2 separate regions of the Homo sapiens genome follow, and region 1 is linked to region 2. A link is a contact called in ENCODE POLR2A ChIA-PET data. All regions are on one chromosome and are shown on one strand. Each heading gives the region's core, a stretch centred on a gene start or an enhancer-like site at or near the end of the contact. The rest is flanking DNA. Distances are from core to core; before and after follow the strand shown. Region 1 overlaps HK1 (hexokinase 1). Region 2 has its middle 29 kb from the start of SRGN.

Region 1 (6,911 bases), core at 206-2,705, 280 kb after region 2:
CCGGCCTTGCCTCAATTGGGCCTCCCTTTTGGCCCCAGTATTCATGTCTCTTCTGAGAGGGGTTGTACCTCATGACGACTCATGAACCTGAACAAAAGGAGGAAAACCCTCCCTCCATAGCAGCTTGAGGACCAGGCCGTTCTCTGTGTCTGCAGCCTGCTTTTTGATTTGAGCTTCTAAGCTTTATTTGGATTTAGCTTGGTTGTCCTGAAACGTTGGGGTTTTTGGATCAATGTCTGTGTGCTGAGCTGCACCTTGACTTAGAAGGCAGGATAGCTGTGGAGTTATGGAGAGCTGCCTTTTCTAGAAGCTTCTCCTGTCCAGCGGGAAAACCCCAACAGCTCTACTTGGATCTGCCTTCTGCAGAGCAGGGGACCAGTCTTTCTTAAGGGGCAGGGATGATTGTATGGAGGAGCCTTAGACTTGCAGGTATAAAACCTCACTCCCCCAGCTGTGTGCTTTGAACTAATCACTTAGCTTCTTGGACCATCAGTTTCTGTGTCTGTAAAATGGGGATTAAGAACATCTCCCAGACAGTTTTGAAGGTTAAATGACATACTGGATCTTGATATACTGATATACTGTAAGCCACAAGAGAATTATATAGTATTATTCCAGGATCCAGCATTGTTTGAATTCCTCCTTTGTGTCAAGCAACTGGGTGAGTTCCAAAGGTCTATTCAATATGTTTTCTTTCCCTGGGGAACTCACGCAGTATCATAGGAGATGGACAGCTTGGTAAAAGGATAATCATGATGTGTGAGGAGTGTGGTCGTTGGGGCGTGTCCAAAATGCTGGAGTAGCAATGTACCTTTTTTAAAATTAAAATTAAAAAAAATTTTTTGAGATGGAGTCTTGCTGCATTGCCCAGGCTGGAGTGCGATGGCGCGATCTTGGCTGACTGCAATCTTCTCTACCTCCTGGGTTCACGCGATTCTCATATCTCAGTCTCCTGAGTAGCTGGGATTACAGGCATGCACCACCATGCCCAGCTAATTTTTGTATTTTTAGTAGAGACCGGGTTTTACCATGTTGGCCAGGCTGGTCTTGAACTCCTGACCTCAGGTAATCCACTCGCCTCGGCCTCTCAAAGTTCTGGGGTTACAGGCATGAGCCATTGCTCCCGGCCTTAAAATTAAAATTAAAAAATATTTTAGAGGTGCGATATCACTATGTTGCTCAGGCTGGTCTTGAACTTTTGGGCCTAAGCAATCCTCCTGCCTCGGCCTCCCAAAGTGCCAGGATTACAGGCATGAGCCACTGTGCCAGCTAGCAATGTAGCTTTTATTGTATGATCTTGCGCTTGCTCCTCCATTCTCCACGCAGCAGACACACAACTCTCATCATGGTTGTAATCAGTAAAGCCGTCCCAAGGCTCGCTGTGCTGTGGGATCCCGCTTGTATTTGTTTATGTGGCTCATCAGGCCCTGTGTGGTTGAGCTCTGGACAGTCTTTCCAGGCACACCGTCTGCTTGTTCATCACAAAAACCACCCTCCCTCCCCTTCGGACTTCACACATGCCCTTGCTTGTGCCTGGGCATGCTCTCCAACTTCGCCTCTCCAGGAAGCCTTCTCTCCCATGCTTGCAACGTGGCTGTCTCTCCCTGCAGACCCAGGGCACTATGATGGCAAGGGCTGCTGATGAATGCCACCAGCCAGAATAGGGCATGGCTTGTCTCTCCTCCCAGGGCCATGTTTTTGGCAATTTTATTTCCTTTAAAAAATATATATACATATTTCTTTCTTTCTTTTTTTTTTGGAGACTGGATCTAAGTCTGTCACCCAGGCTGGGGTACAGTGGCAGGATCATAGCACCCTGCAACCTCTGCTTCCCCAGCTCAGGCAATCCTCCCGCCTCAGTCTCCCGAGTAGCTGGGACTACAGGGGCGTATCACCACGCCTGGCTAATTTTTGTATTTTTTTAGAGACGAGGTTTTGCCAAGTTTCCCAGGCTGCTCTCGAACTCCTGGCCCCAAGCAATCTGCCTGCCTTAGCCTCCCAAAGTGTTGGGATTACAGGTGTGGGCCACTGCTCCTGGCCAATTGTTAATTTTTTTTTTTTTTAGAGACAGTCTCACTCTGTCACTTAGGCTGGAGTACAGTGGTTCAATCATGGCTCAATGCAGCCTCAACCTCTTGGGCCCAAGTGATCCTCTTGCCTCAGCCTCCCGAGTAGCTGAGACTACAGGTGTGCATCACCATGCTGGGCTAATTTTTATTTTTTGTAGAGACAGGGTTGTTGCCCAGGCTAATCTCGAACTCCTGGGCTCAAATGATCCTGCTGCCTTGGCCTTGCAAAGTTCTAGAATTACAGGTGTCAGCCACCATGCCTGGCCTCTTCTGGCAATTTCTATTCTGGCTCTTGGTGGTTCCTGATTGCCCTTCTTTGAGCTGCTTTATTGTAAAGGGAAAAAGGTGGTAGGGCTAGTGGTTAGGAGTGGGGGCAAGGATCATCCTTGGGCGCAGAGAGTGTTGGCAGACATTTTGGGAGGCCTAGGTGGGTGGATCACTTGAGGTCAGGAGTTTGAGACCAGCCTGGCCAACATGGTGAAACCCTGTCTCTACTAAAAATACAAAAATTAGCAGGGCGTGGTGGCGCACGCCTGTAATCCCAGCCACTCAGGAGGCTGAGGCAGGAGAATTGCTTGAACCTGGGAGGTGGAGGTTGCAGTGAGCCAAGATTCTGCCACTGCATTCCAGCCTGGGTGACAGAGATAGACTATGAAAAAAAAACCAACCCCAAAAACAAACAAACAAACAAACAAACAAACAAACAAAGGAAAAAACACCAGTGTTAAGGTCTTTTCAGCCTTGTGGGGCTGTAAATCTGTCTCTCTATCCAGTGGGAGCCTTCTGTGTGCAAGGCTCCATGTGAGGCACTGGGGAGGTCAGGGTGACACGCATGGAAAGCTGGGATCCAGACCAGACCCTGCCTAGGGGTCAGTGCTGAAGGAGTGGTGATATCCAGCCTGAAGGACTTGGACATCTTCAGGAGGAAGTGACAGTTGATTTGAACCTTGAAGGTTAGGTGAGCTGGGAAGAAAAGGAAGGGCATTTCAGGTAGAGGTGACAGCAGAAGGAGGAGAGCCTGGAGCACCTACTAGGAATGGTAGAGGTGGTTTGGCCGGAGTTCAGAGAGCACAGAGCCACACCTGCAGAGGGTAGGTGCCTTGGCAGTGGGGAGGCATTGCAAGGCTTTGGGCAGAGGCATGACTTGATTAGGGTTGCACTTTAAGAGGCTGATGCTGCAGTGGTGTAGAAGATGGGTTGGAAGGAAGAGATTGAAGATAAACTGTTACAGTGGATCATCAGCAATCCAGGCACACAGAGCAGCAGAAAGAGTGGATGGTGAAACAAAAGAACCTTCCTCGGTGGACTCTACAGGGATAGTGCCATCAGGACAGGTGTCTAGCTCAATTCTAGGCACCTAGCTGGTGCCCAGTGAATCCTTTTTTGGGAGAATAAATGCGAAGATGCCATGAAGGACAAACAATTAGTGATAGCCAGTGACAACCCAGGGTGCCTAAGGTTAGGAGCCTGGGCAGCTTGAGGAGAACGGGGAACTCAGGAAGAGGAGCAGGTTGGGTCAGGCCTGGTGAAGGGTGGGAGTAGTTTGACTCGGAGGTGCAGGGCCCATGGCCTGGCACACAGGCCCGGCACATGGGTATGGGAGCCCAGGGGCTGTCTCCATTCATTGAGGCTGGGTTTAAGGTTTCTGTGCTCTGGGCCTGCCACCCTGTGTTCTCAGAAGGGTCCTAGCCCTTTGGCCGCCATTTCTGTCTTTCTAGAAGTCTTGCCCATGGACACCTGCCAGTACTACTGTCTCATGTTAATAATAATAGCTGATGTTTATTGAGCAGTTACTGTGTTCTAAGTGCTTGTGTCTCATTTGAACTTGTCCTATATGTTAGGTCCTATCTATCATCTCAGTTTTTCAGTTGAGGAAACTGAAATTCACACAGCTGTTAAGCTCTGGGGCTAGGATTGAACCCAGTTGGCTGGCTCCAGAGCCCTTGTTCGTAGCCTCTCTGTCATTCCCATCCCAGTGAGAGTGAGCCAGCCAATTCTCAGAGAGAGAAGGAGGCTTGAGGTGTTCCTGATACTGGAGGAAACCTACCTCCATCAAGTACTTGGGGGTTGAAGAGCAGCTTCCATGTCATATTTGAGGGTTGGAAAGGATCTTAGAGATATCGGGTTCATTTTACAGGCCAGGAACTAGGGCTCAGAGCATTTGCAAGCCTGTTCTGGGTGACATGGATGACAGCAGTTGAATGACCTTCCGCCATGCGATGTGCCAGCGTGCGTGTTCCTGTGCCTGTGGGAGCTGGCTATCTCAGCGGGTGGGTGCCTCACCTTGCCCTGTCCTCCCCCTCGACCTCACTCTCCTTCCTTCTCATCCCCCTCCAGATTGACAAGTATCTCTATGCCATGCGGCTCTCCGATGAAACTCTCATAGATATCATGACTCGCTTCAGGAAGGAGATGAAGAATGGCCTCTCCCGGGATTTTAATCCAACAGCCACAGTCAAGATGTTGCCAACATTCGTAAGGTCCATTCCTGATGGCTCTGGTAAGTCTGTCACCCAGAGATTGAACCCTGAGGGCTAAATGTTCTGTGAAATCTTCCTTCTAACTTCATTTGTTCATACATTTGCTCATTCATTCATTCACCATTCCATCAATCTGCTCTCCCATCCATCCATCCATCCATCCGCTGATCCATCTGCTGATCCATCCATCCATCCATCCATCCGCTGATCCATCCATCCAATATGTGTCTACTGAGACCTTATGCCAGTCACTGGGGATACCATGGTTGGGCAAGGCTGACCTGCTGTCATTGACTTTACTGTCTAGTGGCTTGTGATACTTTAGAAAGTGTAGTGTTTATGGGTCTCGCAGATACTGTGTGGGTTGCTCTTATGTCTTCAGAACATGAAGAACTCCAGAACAAATGAAGGGTTCATTTTAGGGAAATCTCTCCATCAGGGAATCAAAGCTTCCCTCTCTTCTTATCCCAGATAATAGCAATCCTAATGGACAGGTGGGTCTCAGACTTAAAGGCAGAGATTCCAGACCCCCTTTGGACAGATTTCACAGATGCAGAATTGAGGCAGCCCCCAAAACAAAGAAATACAGAGGGGAGGTAGAATTGAAAGAAAAATTGTATCCTTTCACTCTGCATCCTGTGGCTCATACCCTGCAGTGGGGCGTTGGGGGAGGGCCCCCTGAGGATTGTCTGTTTCTCCTCCCCAGAGGAGTGGTATCAGCCCCTGCACCTGGCTGAGCGGAGACTGAGAAGTCGCAGTCTGGCCTGCTCAGTGGAAGCTGTTCTTCCCGGCAGACCCGCAGTTACTAGTTTGTGGAGGTGAATGCTGTGCTTGCTCCAGCGTGGCGCCCTCACAGGAATCCCCTGTTAGCTGTGTTCTGTGCTCTAGGGTGGGGCTCACCTGCTGTAGGCAGCAGAGGGAGGGAGAGCAGGAGGAAGTCAGGTTTCCCTTGGGGTTGTGAGTACACGACCAGTGAGTACAGCTTTCACACACCCCTGCGATTTCTTCCCTGCTCTCGAGGCTCTTATTTAAAGGAGTGATTTGGGGCATCTTGTATGCAGCCTGCAAAATGGACGCCAGGAAACTGCAGCTGTTGCAACTGATGTTCTTGAAAGATGGGCAAGTGGGAGTAGGCTGGTTGCAGCAGGAAAAGACCTCTGCTCTCTGCCTGCAGTCATCCTGAATGAGATTTGGACGCTGATAAAGAGGCCTTGTGCTGTTCACTGTGGCCACGGGTGGGGTCTACTTCATGCTCACATATTAGCATGTATATCTCTGATGTAAGCCTACTCCACCTCCACCCTTTTGTTTAGGTGTTGATTACTAGCACCTACTTCTAGCTTTTTAAGAACTACTGAAGAGATTCTGGCCATCAGAGTGAATAGACTGTGGTCTACCCTGGGTGTGTTCGCTTGTCTCTGGCTGGAGAAGAAAGAACTTTATATATAGTTCACTCTTGCTTTTTCCCAGCCATGGATGTCACCTACAGCCAGGAGCACTGGAACCTTTCCAGGATGAGGAGAGCTATGTAGCAGAGGCATGGCTCTGACTGCTTCCAGCTGAGAGAAGAGGAAGGAGCGGGGAGGGGAGGGGGTATGGGCAGCACCCAGGAGAGCACCTGCTTTGGCTTTGCTTGGGAGAGCTCAGAAGGCTACCTGATCCCTGCGAGGCACCTGGCCCTGTGTGACTGGCTCAGGGCAGACACAGGGGAGGAGACACTTTGCCTCCTACCCACTGGGCCCTGCTCTCAAGCCAGCTGTGTCCCAGGGACCTATGTCAGCAGGGGTGCTCTCCCTCTCCTTCACAAACTGTTTCCAGGATTGAGAGTCTCAAGGTGTGATCCAAGTGCAGTAGAAATCCAGCCATTTGCCATATTGGCTACTCCTCCAAACAAGGCTTAGAACTCATACTCATTTGTGAAATGTATTTTTCACCCCCTTTTAGAGATTCATAGAAACGGCACCCCCCCATTCCAAATATTTATGGGTGGGTTCAGTTCATGTGCCCCAGAGCCCACACTTCGCTTGCAATGGTCCCTACAGCCCCGCAAAGACATTGCTGTTGATGCTAAGGACTTGGATACCCAACCCCCAGTCCACTTCCTGCCCCTTCGTGTTGTGCCGGGCTTCTGTCTTCACCTCCCCCTGCCTCTTGGCTCCTTTATCATCCAAGAATCAGGAGATCCCTGCAGTAATCAGAATCTGGGTCTCTTAATAGTAAATCCATAGTGCTGTTCCCTTTTTGAAATGTTAATCACTGCTTCAACTGTAGTAATTAGTGACAGAATTAGTGGTAATCCCAAACCACGGAGGGATAAATTGGCGCTCACCATGGTGGAGCAATGCCTAAGTGGTGATGTGAT
Region 2 (6,763 bases), core at 665-3,164:
TGTAAATGTCAAACCACAGCAGTGTCAACAGTACCTGTGACTTTGTCACCCTAGAAATCAGATCTTCTCATATCATTTTATGGTTGTTGTGGGTATCTTGAAATATGATTTAAGCTCATCTGCACTTAAAAAGTAAGATGATTATTAGATTCCTCCTAGATTTTGTTATTTAATGCATTAATGAAGATGCACATATATCACCATATCACAAATTTTACAATATTTTTGGCTACTGGCATTCAACATAATTGTTTCAATAGAAATCCTATGTATCTTAGATTTTTTTCTTTTCTTTTTTTTTTGAGACGGAGTCTCGCTCTGTCGCCCAGGCTGGAGTGCAGTGGCATGATTTTGGCTCACTGCAACCTCTGCCTCCTGGGTTCATGCCATTCTCCTGCTTCAGCTTCCCAAGTAGCTGAGACTACAGTTGCCCGCCACCACACCTGGCTAATTTTTTGTATTTTTAGTAGAGATGGGGTTTCACCGTGTTAGCCAGGATGGTCTCAATCTCCTGACCTCGTGATCCACCCACCTCGGCCTCTCAAAGTGCTGGGATTACAGGCGTGAGCCACTGCACCCGGCTATGTTAGATGTATTTTAAGACAGCATTCTGAGAAGGGGGTCTGTAGGCTGGCCAGATGGCCAAAAGGGCCCCTGATCAAAGCAAAGATCTTCGGAAGGTAAAGAACATTCAGAGGAGGCTCCTTGTCCCCAGAGAAGGCAGAGTGGTATGTAGTGGACACAGTAACTCCCTCTCTCTTCCTGTGTGGCCTGCAGGCAAAGGTCACACCGCTCACGGTCAGGGCTGTCTCACTTCCGTTTGGGGTGAGAGCACCCCCTCACTTACTCGTTTCTCATTTTTTGGCAGAAGTGCCCCTTGGCCTCCCATGGCAGCCCTGGGGGAGGGCAATAGGGCTTTTTTCCAGCCTTGTTAACCCAAGGGGGAGGGGGCAACCCAAACAGTGAGGGAATGAGAAGAGCTTGGACTGGAGGAGAGCAGTTGTTCCTTGAGCCTCGACAGGTAGATGCTGACCGCCAGCTCCTTGCTGCCCCTCACAATTCCTTCCTGCCCTGATTGCTAGTGTTCCCGCCAGAGGAGGGACCTGGGAGACCCACTGATGCCTGCTGGCGCTCCTTTAGAGCCCTTCTGCAGCTCGGCAGACGCTTGGCCCCTGTGATCCAAGCCTGCCCCAGGCACAGTCCCCCACCCTCAGGGAGCTCACAGTCTGGCCAGGGGATCTGAGCCAAGAACTCAGAGTAGGAAGAGGTTTGCAGCTGGGGCCTGGTACAGGTGTGTAGAGCAAACCAGAAACAAATGGGTTAACTTCAGATGATGTTTCTACTCTCTCACACCCACCCTGGGTTGTCTGGTGCGTGGCTGAGCTGAGTCTTAAAGGCTAGATAGAGTCTTAGCTGCCCAACTCACAGCAGTACCCTTTGGATCCACCTGCCCCTGTGGGTGGGCACACATGCTGTGTGGGGCGTGCACAACAGTGACCAGTTGGCGAGAGGTGGTGGTGTCACCACAGGGGAACTTGACCTCCTGGCCCAGCAGCCTAAAACAGAGGTTGATTAAAGCAAAAAGAATCATAGTTGTGGATGGCTGGAGACCTGGGTGTCTGAGGAGATGTCTGAGGTGCGAGTGAGAGGTGCCTGAAGTAAACGACAGACCCAGGAAGTGTCTGCCGTGCTGCTCGGAGCCACGGAACAGGGCCCTTAGACTGGATCTTTTTTCCCTTGGAGTCCGGGAACTCTTTCAGCCCTCTGGCGAAAGCTGCAGAACCATCTCCTCAGGAAAATACACATGTATCATCCAAATTCTGTACCCCATTGTAGAGGTTCTCTTCCCCATGTTTGGAGGAGGAAGAGGCAAAGTTAGAGAGGTGGATGAATTTCCCACGATCGACGGCTCGGCAGCAGGGGGGCAGCAGAGCCAGGACCTCAGGTCCCTGGCAGGTTTAGTGTGCCACGCTTTCCCTTCCCCTTATTGTCTCCCTGGAGAGGAGGAAGTGGGCTGGGGCCGGCGGGAGCCCACATGCACTTCCAGTTCCACACCATGCTGGGGGAAACTAACTGGTAGATAAATAAACACGGGACAGCGCAGGTACAAAAGGCGGCAGAGGCCTTGGGTCCACCCCAGTTCTCACCCTCTCCCTGACTTCTTGATTCCAGTGCAAAAGATCAGCAGCTCTTCTCCCTGAGGCCTAACCTGTGACTTCCTCCTCCTGGGGAAGGTAGAAAGACTTGTCTTCTGGCCTGTTCTCTAAGACCTCCCTTTTCAAGCAATGGAAGCATTCAGAACTTTAACAAGAACCAACCACAGTGACCCCACAGTGTCTGTCCTCGCTGAAATCTGAAAGCAAAGTGGTCAGAGTCGTTTGTGCCCAGGCTTCCTGGAAGTGGTGTCTTCTCAGCACGAGTCGAGCAGCCCAGGACAGACTCTTCTCCCTGACTCCTCTTGGCTTTAGAGGAGAGACTGCTGGTGACAAAAGGAACCTACTGGAAATAAGTGGAGGATCACCCACAGTCTCCCAGCTGCCTCCACCTACAGATAAGGAGGAAAGGGTGGGGAATGTGCTTCTAGTGAGCTGAATCCCAGCCTGGACTCAGGGCTGATCCCCATCCCCAAAGGGCTCAGAAGTGATTCAGGCTGCAGGCATCCCAAGTTGAGGTTCAAGAGAGTTATGCCCAGGAGCCCTGGATTTTCTGAGTTGGTATTCATTTCATATATGTGGTTACCCTTTTGTTGTTGGGTCTCGGTTACTGATTTGAAAAAATTTGTCATTATTAAGGGTCTAGGGCACAGTCCTGGGGTGCCTGGTATGGGCAGGAGTTAGTGGTTTCCTTGCGAGTATATGGCTTTGAGAGTTCTGTCCCCAGCCTTCCCTGTTGCGGCTACACTGGTTTCTGTTAATATCACTTCACTGTGGACTTCACTATCATTCTTCTCTGTTTTCTGTTTTCCTTCTTGCCCAACTTTAGCAACCACCAAAGGGATGCCAACTCCTCGTACCTGCCTCCAATTTTTATTTCATGGTCAAATTTTACTAATTTGGAGCAAACACACGGACCAAATAGTGAAGAGTTTGTTCTTTTAAGTTTTCTTAAGTCATTAAGAGATACTCCCCAGCCAGGCATGGTGGCTCATACCTGTAATCCTAACACTTTGGGAGGCTGAGGCAGGAGGATCGCTTGAGCCCAGGAGTTTGAGACCAGCCTGGGCAACATGTCAAAAACCCATCTCTAAAAAAAAAAAAAAGAAATTAGCTGGGTGTGGTGGTGCATACCCGTAGTCTCAGCTATTTGGGAGGCTGAGGTGGGAGGATCACTTGAGTCCTGGGGCTGTGATCATGCCCCTGCACTCCAGCCTGGGGAACAGAATGAGACCCTGTCTCAAAAAAATAAAAAAAAAATAATAAATAAAATAAAGAAACTCCACCTTGGCCGGGCGCACTGGCTCACACCTGTAATCCCAGCACTTTGGGAGGCTGAGGCAGGCGGATCACCTGAGGTCAGGAGTTCAAGACCAGCCTGGCCAACATGGCGAAACGCCATCTCTACTAAAACATACAAAAATTAGCTGGGCACGGTGGTAGAACCTGTAATCCCAGCTACTCAGGAGGCTGAGGCAGGAGAATCACTTGAAGCTGGGAGGCAGAGATTACAGTGAGCTGAGATCGTGCCACTGCACTCCAGCCTGGGTGACAGAGCGAGACATCTCAAAAAAAAAAAAAAAAAAAGCCCCATTTTGATCTTTGCACAATTCATTTGCCCTATCTGAGGAGTATGCTAACTAAAGGTAAATTTCAGCTGCATCCCTGCCAAGAGGAGCAAGAATTTCCTGAGTCTTGGGTTATATCGGGGGACTCCTTTTCCACATAATTCTCCTGGTTTATAAGTGCCTCTGAAATAAAAAATAAAGATGAAGTGGGAGCTGCCACCACCTATTTTCATTTTATTATTACTATTATTATTATTATTATGTTTGAGACAAGGTCTCACTCTGTCACCCATGTTGGAGTACAATGGCATGACCATAGCTCACTGCAGCCTGGAACTCCTAGGCTCAAGTGATCCTCCCACCCTGGCCTTCCAAAGTGTTGGCATTACAGGTGTGAGCCACTGCGCCCAGCCCCATGGCCTCTTTTTTTTTTTTTTTTTATGTGAGACAGAGTCTCTTGTTGCCCAGGCTGAAGTGCAATGGCGCAATCTTGGCTCACTGCAACCTCTGCCTCCTGGTTTCAAGCAATTCTCCCGCCTCAGCCTCCCAAGTAGCTGAGACTACAGGCACCTGTCACTACGCGCGGCTAATTTTTTTGTATTTTAGTAGAGATAGGGTTTCACCATGTTGGTCAAACTGGTCTTGAACTCCTGACCTCAGGTGGTCCGCCCACCTCAGCCTCCCAAAGTGCTGGGATTACAGGCGTGAGCCACCGCGCCCAGTCCCATGGCCTTTTTTTAATACCCAAGAAAGCTCAGGGATAATAACACACCATGCCTCTTGAAATTGCCACAGAAAGAAAATGGAAAGCCACTTTTAAAAATAAAAAGGCTCAGGCCGGGCACGGTGGCTCACGCCTGTAATCCCAGCATTTTGGGAGTCCGAGGCGGGCAGATCACGAGGTCAGGAGATTGAGACCATCTTGGCTAACACGGTGAAACCCCGTCTCTACAAAAAAATACAAAAAATTAGCCGGGTGTGGTGGCACGCACCTGTAGTCCCAGCTGCTGAGGAGGCTGAGGCAGGAGAATCGCTTGAACCCGAGAGGTGGAGGTTGCAGTTAGCCAAGGTCGCGCCATTGTACTCCACCCTGGGCAACAAAGAGCAAGACTCCATCTCAAAATAAATAAATAAATAAATAAATAAATAAATAAATAAATAATAAAAAGGCTCAAGCCTGTAATTGCAACATTTTGGGAGGCTGAGGTGGGCAAACTGCTTGATCCAGGAGTTCGAGACCAGTCTGGGCAACATTGTGAGACCCTGTCTCTAGAAAAAATTAAATTAAAATATTAGCCAGGTGTATTGCTGGCATGTGTCTGCAGTCCCAGCTTCTTAAGAGGCTGAGGTGGGAGGCTCACTTGAGCTCAGGAGGTCCAGGCTGCAATGAAGTGCGATTGCACCACTGCACTCCAGCCTGGGCAACACAGCAAGATCCTGCCTCAAAAAAAAAAAAGAAAGGAAAATGAAAAAGAAAAGGCTGTGTGGGTTGGCATGCACTTGAAATCCCAGCTAATTGGGAGGATGAGGCAGGAAGACAGTTTGAGCCCAGGAGTAAAACCAGCCTGGGCAACATCATGAGACCCTGTCTCAAATAAAATAAAACAAAATGAAAAAAAAAAAAACAAGACACATTTTAAATCTTCAATAATCTTTAAAAATATGACTTTTAAGATTCTTGGTTAATGCAATAGAAAATTCAGTGATCCCCACCTTTTCTTTCTTTTTTTTTTTTTTTTGAGAATGGGGTCTCACTATATTGCCCAGGCAGGTTTTGAACTCCTGGGCTCAAGCTATCCTCCAGCCCTCTTTTTAATACAAATAAGCAACTCATCCTTAATAATAGTTTGCTTGAAGACAAGGCATCTTTTTTTTTTTTTTTGAGATGGAGTCTTGCTCTGTTGCCCAGGCTGGAGTGCAGTGGCATGATCTCAGCTCACTGCAGCCTCTGCCTCCCAGGTTCAAGCAATTCTTCTACCTCAGCCTCCTTAGTAGCTGGGATTACAGGTGCCCGCCACAACGCCTGGCTAAGTTTTGTATTTTTAATAGAGATGGCGTTTCACCATGTTGACCAGGCTGGTTTCAAACTCCTGACCTCAGGTGATCCGCTCTCCTCAGCCTCCCAAAGTGCTGGGATTACAGGCATGAGCCACTGCGCACAGTCTACAAGGCATCTTTCAAAAGCAAACATGTTATTCCTCACACACCTTCTGAAGATTAAACATGGGATGGACACTACTGATGTGTGGTGGGCTTTGTATGGCTCACTAAGTGGGAGGAATTTTTTTAATATCCTATGTCATAACTCTCAAAGAATGTGTTAAAGCCAACCCAGGAAATTTCTTAGGAACAGAGGTCAACTTGACGGTTGCAGTATTTCTCGGACTTGCGGCTGATGACAAGGCACAGCAGCCTGGGAATTACACAATCTCCGCTCTTACGCATTTCTTAATCATTCACTGGATACAGTTGCATGAATACTTTCTGTTCCTGTTCGAGTTTAGTAAAAATAGCAAAATAGAAGCGTCTATGGGGTTAGGAGAGGAAAAACACTCTAGCAGCAAATTCTGTTCCATTCGACCCAACGTACACGATAGTGATCAGAGGACGTCTCTGGAGAGCGTGTTTTCCTTTTGACCTTGTGTACTTCCTGTACTTCGCTGCCTCTGTGAGCGTGCTGCTCAGGCAGGGCTCTGGGTCCTCAGCAGCACCGAGGCAGCAGAAACACCAGGTATCCGGTGCCCACCACACCAGCAACTTCTGCAGGTCACTGCTGATCCCCACCAGGTCTGACGGGCGGCTGCTCCTCCTGCATTTCACAGATGATTGAAGGAGGCTCCCCAAGGAAGCTGTCCTGGTCAGGTGGTTACAGGTGGCAGAGCAGGTGTGATAGCCCCAGGGCTGTCTGGCTCCAGAGCCTGTCCTTTCTCAACCCTACCACCCTACTTTACGACTTTACCTCCACTTGTTTTTCTTGCCAAAAACTTTTAGCACTACAGGAGAAAGAAGGCCTAGCTTCAGGGCGCTCACAGTCTAGTGAAG

The links. ChIA-PET counts read pairs that join two places held with the same protein, here RNA polymerase II (POLR2A).
Region 1: POLR2A ChIA-PET joins it to region 2 with 12 read pairs in activated B cell. The contact joins two enhancer-like sites. POLR2A ChIA-PET finds 5 or more read pairs at or near these places in 3 of 52 experiments (T-cell, activated B cell and naive thymus-derived CD4-positive, alpha-beta T cell).

The regions. Positions count from the first base shown.
Region 1 is chr10:69,339,421-69,346,331 of GRCh38, forward strand. It overlaps HK1 (hexokinase 1), which reads left to right. Exons shown (of 18, transcript NM_000188.3): 2 at 4,407-4,569. Among named protein-coding and RNA genes, the nearest start is that of HK1, 24 kb to the left of the region's middle. RefSeq lists enhancers at 1-408, 3,997-4,850 and a silencer at 5,455-5,584. Within about 2 kb of position 1,456, at least 6 of the 41 ENCODE cell types and tissues checked have a DNase peak (open chromatin) inside an H3K27ac peak, as active enhancers do.
Region 2 is chr10:69,055,462-69,062,224 of GRCh38, forward strand. No RefSeq gene overlaps it. Among named protein-coding and RNA genes, the nearest start is that of SRGN, 29 kb to the right of the region's middle. RefSeq lists enhancers at 1,110-1,259, 1,470-1,649, 2,060-2,259, 6,208-6,327. Within about 2 kb of position 1,915, at least 18 of the 41 ENCODE cell types and tissues checked have a DNase peak (open chromatin) inside an H3K27ac peak, as active enhancers do.